Linked DNA regions of Homo sapiens: region 2 is linked to region 1. A link is an interaction called in ENCODE POLR2A ChIA-PET data of the cell type or tissue named here. Cell type or tissue: endothelial cell of umbilical vein. All regions are shown on one strand.

Region 1 (4,000 bases):
TGGGCCAAGATTGCACCACTACACTCCAGCCTGGGCGGCAGAGCGAGACTCCATCTCAAAAAACAAACAAACAAACAAACAAAAACCCCACATGATCAGACATGTAGTTTATAAGAAAAAATAGAACCTAGGAAAATGTGTTAATTTGTATGTGTACACTGTCTGCTAGGACTTCAGAGCACCTTAAGTATTTCTAGGTCTTCTTTAACAAAAGTATTTGACTCTGCTAATTATAAGTATGAGCAGACTCTCTTATATACAGCAATTATAGAATAAGATTATATTGTCAGGCTTACTTTCAACTGCTTAAATATTTCCTACCAACACAGCAGTAACTTTACTGAATAGTTCACTAACATGTCTGTAAGGTTGTTCTGTAGTGTCTACTTCCCTATTTTTTAGGGTAGAATAGGTGCTTATTAAACCACCATAGAAAATGAGACACAACAGGCTCATTTGACCTAAAGACAGAAGAAAACCGATCAGTGCAAGCTGTCAGGGATTCTTCTAACAGCACATGTAATAATCCATATTTTTGATTCTAGAAGTAAGAGGCAGCTGTAGCCTCTAACCTCTTAAAATGGATCCACTACACTGGTATTATGAGAATTTTCCTACTGTACTTTTTGGAAGAATCTGAACACAAAGACAAATTTATGCTGTATTGATAGAACTATGTGCTTCTTATTTTCTGAAATTTAAGGTATTCTACAGATTTGAATTACCTTGTTTTGATTATTTCTGATGCAGCATCTTTAATTTTTTTTGTCTCAGTTTAGATTGGGCAAACATATTGTCCATTCCAAGAAAGTTAATAAAAATATTTTTAAAATATACATTAAAAGAAGTATTTAAAGTTCTACAAATAAGCAATAATGATTCAGCTAGGTCAAGCCTGCTACCCAAAGAAGGAAGTCACTCAGAAATCATGCTGAGGTTAGGGCAGTTAGGGTAGGCTTGCCAACTGGAGAGAGCTCTGGAATAAGAAAGAGGAGCATGTGTTTCTTGTCAGGTTCAGCCTTTAATAAACTGTGTGACCTTCTGAATGCCACCTACCCTCTTCTGGATTTCTGCCTCCTGAGCTGTGAAATGAGAGGGTTGGACAAGATGGCTTATGAAGTCCTCCAAAGCTATTTCAGTCAGATGAATTCTATGTATGCATTTCTACTTCGCATTATGAGTAAGACTAAACTACACAGCTCATCAAAAATTGAGTGCTGCTTGGATGGAATTAAAGAAAGAAATTCCCACACAAATTAATTCAACAAGAAGAACAGTGTCTAGTTCTTCTTTCCTTTCCTTTTTTTTTTTATTAAAAAAAAAAAGCATTTGTTATAACCAGAGGCAGTTGAAAGGAAATTGGCATAAAACTGGTCTAGTTTAAGAAAAAATAATTTCCAAGGAAACACTCTACTGACAGTTCCTCTTACTGCCTCGTGCAGACTCACTGAGGACTGGTGGATAAAAATTATTCTCATTCCATTCCATTTGTTTAGGGACAGAGTGAACCAGAGCTAAGCGTCAAAGTGTTTCCTGTTCTGATGACAGATAACCGCATTGCCGTATGAGAGCTAGAGAGGCTATATCCAGCAGGCCTAAAGGAAAAGAGCAAAAACGTGCTCATCCTCTCTTTCCTTTCTCACCAACAAAGCCCCTCACCAACAGAACCAGGCACGAATTCCAAACCTTGACCTTAGTTAACAACCCGACCTTCCCATGAAGCACACCTCCTCCACATCAGCTGAAATTCCATCCAAAGCTGTTTCCTCTTCCAAGGTAGTAAAGTTATAAGCACAAAAGCGCTATAGTCATTCTATTTTTTCTAGATAAGTAAATCTGAAAACTAGAACAGAATTCCAAAATAAGCCGTTTAAACCATGTTTATTTACTCCAGTTGAGAATTTCTTCATACACAGAAACCCCACAGAGTAAAACTCATCCTTCTAAATCGATTCAAATGGCCTCTGGGCCATATGGTCTTATTAAGTGAAAATAAGTGCAGTTACCAAAGGAAAAGACTACAAGTAAAAAACAATCCTCTAAAACAATATGATAATGGGAAACAACCACTATTTATAATAGAATTCACCACAGGCGGACAATATTTGATAACCCAGATTTTAAAATCTTAAATGTATTTAAAATTTCCATGTCAATATTTACAAGATTAATAAGGCATGAAATTTGGTGCATTCCCAATTTTAACAAAAATTCTGTAATAAATAAAGATAACACTGATATCACTTTGGAGGCTAATACTATAGAGAACTTTTAAAAATAATTCCCCATGTTATGCCAAATCACTATTGTTAATATGTGTACGACTATGAGAAGATAGGCCTTCACAGGGTTTTATTTAAGGAGTCTAACCCGACAGTAGTTCCAGTAAGAACTGAAATAACCTGGAAAGACTATAGCAGCCACAAGGAATTACTTTCATAGATTTCGGTCCCTCAGTTCATGCAGGATTATAGTAAAAGCAACAGCAGGGGAAATGATCTTATGAAAGAAATGAAATTTTCCACCAGCAGTTAGTGCTGCCCTGTTAGTAACTAGGCGAGAGAGAGAGAGACAGATATTATATATATAATATGTAATATATAATTATATAACACATAATAAATGTATAATATATAATATATATTATATAATATATATTATATAATATATAATAAATTATATAATATATATTATATATAACAAATATACATTTCTTTATTATATACAATATGAAAATATATATAATTATGTTATATATAATATAAATATAAATATAATATAAATATAAATTAAATATATATAAATATAAATATAAATATAAAATGTTATATATAATATAAATATAAAATATGCTATATATTATATAAATATTAAATATATTATATATTTAATATATAAATATTAAATATATATTATATTTAATATATAAATATTAAAAATATAATATATTTAATATGTATTTATATAATAGTTTATATATATTATATTAATATATAGTTTATATATTATATATTATATATTATATTTTTATATAATATATAATATAAATATATATTTACATATATTTACATAATATTATATAATATATATTATATAATATATATAGTTATTTCTACTGGTGAAGAGTACAGTGGTAATACATGCTGCAACAATTCATGTTTTCAAATTGTGTGATTGATGTAGAAACTCTAACTTCTTTCAAAGCATCAGATGGATTTTATAAGCTTCCTAATGCCTGAAAAGTAATAAATAACCCACTGGAGTGACTATGGGACTTAGCAACATCCGAAATATTTTTGTAAGTCAAATGAAAATGCACAAATAATTCTTAGGAAGCCTGATATGATTACCTAAAATATTATTACAGTCACACATTAAAAAAAAAAACCAGGATATAGACATACACTTACATAAGAATCATGTAAAATAGTTTGAGAGATCCTACCTTTTTCAGGAATCTGACTCCGTAGGTAAATACATAAAGGTAAAATGAAAATCTCCACCTGTAGAAGGTTAAAAAAAAATCTGTGACATTCAGTTTATATATTCACAGCATATACTGAAATATGTAAGGGAGGGAAAAGAGTTCATTAAATTAAATTTGTCCCCCTACCTCAACTAAGGATTAAACTTAATGAGCAATTTCAGTGCTAGCTGAAGCCATACACTGGTATACATGGCTTATAGAAAATATTTTGAGTATTATATTCATAACTTAATTTTTTCATTGTTAATTGCAATATTTGCCCAACTGCTCATCTTCTCATTCTCCAACATGTGAACTTCTTCTTGTTTATCACTCATGAAGGGATATGATTTGGTAATATGAAGGTATAATATCTGAATCAGACAAATAATTCAAAACTAACAACTGGAGTTAACTGAAGTTCATATTTGTTTTAAAAGAGTTAATATTTTAAAATTAGGTAAGAATTTCACTTTGTCTTTTAACAACTATATCAACATCTTTGTGGATGTTGCTAAAGGAAGGCATATAGAA
Region 2 (4,000 bases), 100 kb before region 1:
GGATCCCCTTAGCACAAATTCTAGACAAATCCACCGAAAATAGAGTCAGATCCACACATTTATCAGACAGGGACCAGAGGCGAGAGAGCCTAAGAGAATTTCATCACCTTCTGTGAGGGCGAGGTAGCATGAGAGTAAAGGGGAAGGGCAGGCATGAGTGACATGCTGCCAGCAAGCCTGTCGTGCACTGCCTGCCATGCCAGGGCTGTCCTTACACATGCATCAGCTCCATCTGAAAACCTGGAAGGAAAATGCTAGCCATCACACGATTCTCTTTGACTAAATGTTGCAGCTGGATTATTCTTCACTTTCCCTGTTCTAATTTGAACAGTCAGACGTTTCTCAATTTAAGCCTTTTTCCCTCAAAGAATCCTCCTCTACATAGGTACCCTTATCTAAGGCCCACCTACGGCCAGGCACTGGAGGCTGAGGCAGGAGGATCCTTGAGGCCAGGAATCCGAGACCAGGCTGGAAATCATGGTGAGATCCTGTTGCTACAAAACATTTTTTTTTCTTAATTAGCTGGGCACAGTGGACACGCCTGTAGTGCCCGTGCTTGGGAGGCTGAGGCAGGAGGATCCCTTGAGCCCAGGAGTTTGAGGCTGCAGTGAGCTATGACTGTGCCACTGTACTCCAGCCTGGGCAACAGAGCAAGATTCTGTCTTTTTAAAAAAAAAGCCCACTTGGGTCTGATAAGGTCCTCATTGTGTACATGTATCAACTATCGTTTTCAAATGAAATAGACACAGTGCTATACAGTGCTTTAAACCTTGAGATACTTTCATGTGCATATTTACTTAATATACACAAAAACTCTTTACCAAGGAAGGCCTTATTACACTTACTTACAGTAATGGTAACAAAAGTATGAGAAGAGTGCTGATTTTATCAAGTTTACTAAGAGTAAATTAATACCAAATCAAAACACCACCATGCCTGGTTAATTTTTACAGTTTTTCATAGAGATGGGGTCATGGGGTCTTGCATTATTACCCAGGCTAGTCTTAAACTCCTGGCCTCAAGCAGTCCTTTCGCCTCAGTGTCCCAAAGTGCTGGGATTACAGGTGTGAGTCACCCCACTCAGCTGCCTAGAAAAATATTTCTTTCTTTCTTTTTTTTTTTTTTTTTTGAGACAGGGTCTCCTTCTGTCTCCTAGGCAGAGTGCAGTAGCACAATTACAGCTCACTGCAGCCTCAATCATCCAGGCTCAAGTGATCCTCCTGCCTTAGCCTCCCAAGTAGCAGGGACTACAGGTATGTGACATCACGCCTGGCTGATTTTTTTTTTTAAATTTTTAGTAGAGATGGGGCCTCACTATGTTGCCCAGGCTGGTCTTGAACTCCTGAGCTCAAGCAATCATCCTGCCTCTTCAGTCTCCTAAAGTGCTGGGATTGTAGGCATGAGCCACTGCACCTGGCCAAAATACTTCTTAAGTGCTGTTGGTGACAAAAGCTCACCAGCACTTCATACTCTGTACTCGGAAACTGTTTCATGTCCAAGGATCACACTCATAGAGCCCTGAAACGGTCTGATTATATTTCCACAATCTAAACAGAAGAAACAGAATTAGGGTGTCAATCACACCCTCTTACCCCAGAAAAAAACTGTTCTTGTATAAATTTTTAGGAAGCAGAAATGACTAAGATGGGTACAATTTATAGGCCTAAATCTACCATTAACCTTAATTGATCAGTTGCTTATTAACTTTTTTTTTTTTTGCAGGGGTGTGGAAGTAGTCTGTTAAAAGTATTATATGGCATGAAGTTGTATCAGCACTGATAGCTGCAAATGAGCCTGGCACGGAGTTAAAAAGTCCTACACTGACTGAATAATCAAAGTGCCAATACTGTTCAATTGAGGAGGGGTGAGACATAAGATTAGTCTTGCAAACCTAAAGAACACATACTCAGTGAAGAACTGGTCCACTTGAGAATAATGTATGTGTTTAAATGCTTTGAATCTGTGCTTGGATGATACTTTATGTTTAACTCCTGTGGCCTAATATTTATTTCTTAAAGATTGTTCTACCTTATGCTTAAGGAGCTGAAACTCTATAGTGTCATTTGTCAGGATAGTGATTATGTGCAAGTGGGAGAGTTTTTTTAAGTCAACAATAAATGTCTTGCACTGTGAAAATAGCAGCTTGACTCCCACATTCATTTAGTAGCAGAAGGCATGAAATGAATTGGCCTTTTTGAATTATTTCCAAAATGTGCTCCAGATGCATATAGATAGAGCACTAAATATAAACCTAGTTGCTTTTGTTTTTGTCCCATTGCTAAGCAACTTTTAAACCAAAGTGATATAGAATGAGTTCATCATCACTGTTCTTCAAATTTAAGTCTGTAAGAAAACAAAGCCATGTATGTTCCCAATATACAGTCTGATTAACCGTTGACTACTGATAGATGGCCAAATACAGCCATGCTGATGTGTGCGTGTGCATGTGTGTGTGTGCGTGTCTGTCTGTCTTTTGTTCCTGATGGATTCGTTCATCAGGTTCAGTGTTAGCTTCCTATTTATAGTGGCATAAATGGTTCAGTGTTAGTGTCCTATTTATAGTGGCATAAATTATACCAAGGACATGTGCCGCTCAGATCTCCCTGCAAGACATTTTGTCACTCAGCTGTGATGGGCACAGTTAGCTGAAAGCCTCCAGCAGCAGTGCCCTCAGAATCTGCCCCAGGGTGTGAGCCAAGGCATGTCTTTCCTGGGCATCTCCCAGCCAATAACTGATGGTCAGCTTATTTTTTTTTCCTTCTATACACTGCAGGCTTTTTAAACAAGTAGTCTACGTCCACTATCTCTTTTTGCTCACCGCCCACACCTCCTATACCAGAATCCCTTGCATGGATAATTCTATACATTTTTTTTGAACTAGAAGGTCACCAACCCCCTCATGATTGCCAAAGCATAACATCATAAAACTTTTAGAGCTTTTAGCTCTAAAACTTTTAGCAAGTGAGATTTATTCCAATTCTCCCATTTTATGGATGAAGAAGAGAACATGTACAATTTCACAGCGACTGGTAATTTCATTTGCCTTGATCTGCCCTGCAGTATTTGATACTGCTGACCCCTCCATTTTGAAGCAAAGTATTGGCAATCTGATTTTTCCCCCTAATGGGTTCAAGAGAAGGCCTGAGAAACTTTCCTGACGATAAGCCACGTTACGCATGGGAAGTGATCACTATCACATGTGTCCATTGCAATCCAGATTCTTGGGCAAGACCCTTGTCAACCTTTACCTGCTCCTCTACCATCATCATGTTTCCAGAATTGTCAGAGGCTTTTGTTATGACTGGAAAAACTCCCTAGAAACCTATTCAGTCTTCCTCCTGTGCTGGAGTTGAGCTGCTTATCTCTTAACTTTATATACTCGTCTACTGTAAGATACGCATTTGGTTAAATGACGGCTCTAGTAACTGACATACCTTACTGTCAAATTTTTCTCCCTTTTCTCCAATAAAAGTGCATTACTTTGTACTGCCAAGAAGTTTTCAGATGTAGAAGCAATAAGGAGCAGCAAGTTGTCATTGCATACTGGGAACAGTGTTAACATGAAGGAAAATTAACTCTCTTTCCTCTTCACTAAGGGGAAAACAATCTCCATCTGTTCTCAGGTGATGTGGAAATCCACTTAGCTGTTTTTCAAGGTTCTCAAGATACTGGTCCAGAGAAGCGTATCCTGATTCTAGTTCTAAATGATAACATGAGAGTTTTAAGGCCTATTTGTTGTACCAAGACTCTACAAGCACAAAAAGTGCCAGCAAAATACAGTTTCAATGAAACTGTTGGGTTTTCACGTAAATGCAATGAAGCTGTTTTGTCTGAAATCTCAAAACCATTAAGGCCCTTATTTATGTGATAAACATGTTCCATTTTATTCCTTTTATTGTTTTGCAGCAGGAAGCAAGTGACAATATCTCCACATTTAATTACGAAAAGAAGCCCCATGAACTCATGGAAGCCACTGGTGTGATACTTATCTGATGTAGAT

What was found. Peaks named below come from ENCODE experiments on the same cell type or tissue, not always from the same donor. Only the 100,000 strongest peaks of a DNase experiment are listed, where the experiment ranks them.
Region 2: POLR2A ChIA-PET joins it to region 1 with 6 read pairs; 2 of 35 experiments call an interaction of 5 or more read pairs at or near these places.

Annotation. Positions count from the first base shown.
Region 1 is chr2:168,630,488-168,634,487 of GRCh38, reverse strand. CERS6 (ceramide synthase 6) reads right to left here. Exons shown (of 10, transcript NM_203463.3): 4 at 3,446-3,503. Among named protein-coding and RNA genes, the nearest start is that of MIR4774, 50 kb to the right of the region's middle. In endothelial cell of umbilical vein, no CTCF peak of the experiment used is centred here; a DNase peak (open chromatin) is centred at 1,597; H3K27ac peaks cover 866 bases.
Region 2 is chr2:168,733,010-168,737,009 of GRCh38, reverse strand. The region is part of intron 8 of CERS6 (ceramide synthase 6); the gene reads right to left. Among named protein-coding and RNA genes, the nearest start is that of CERS6-AS1, 51 kb to the left of the region's middle. RefSeq lists an enhancer at 434-934. In endothelial cell of umbilical vein, no CTCF peak of the experiment used is centred here; no DNase peak of the experiment used is centred here.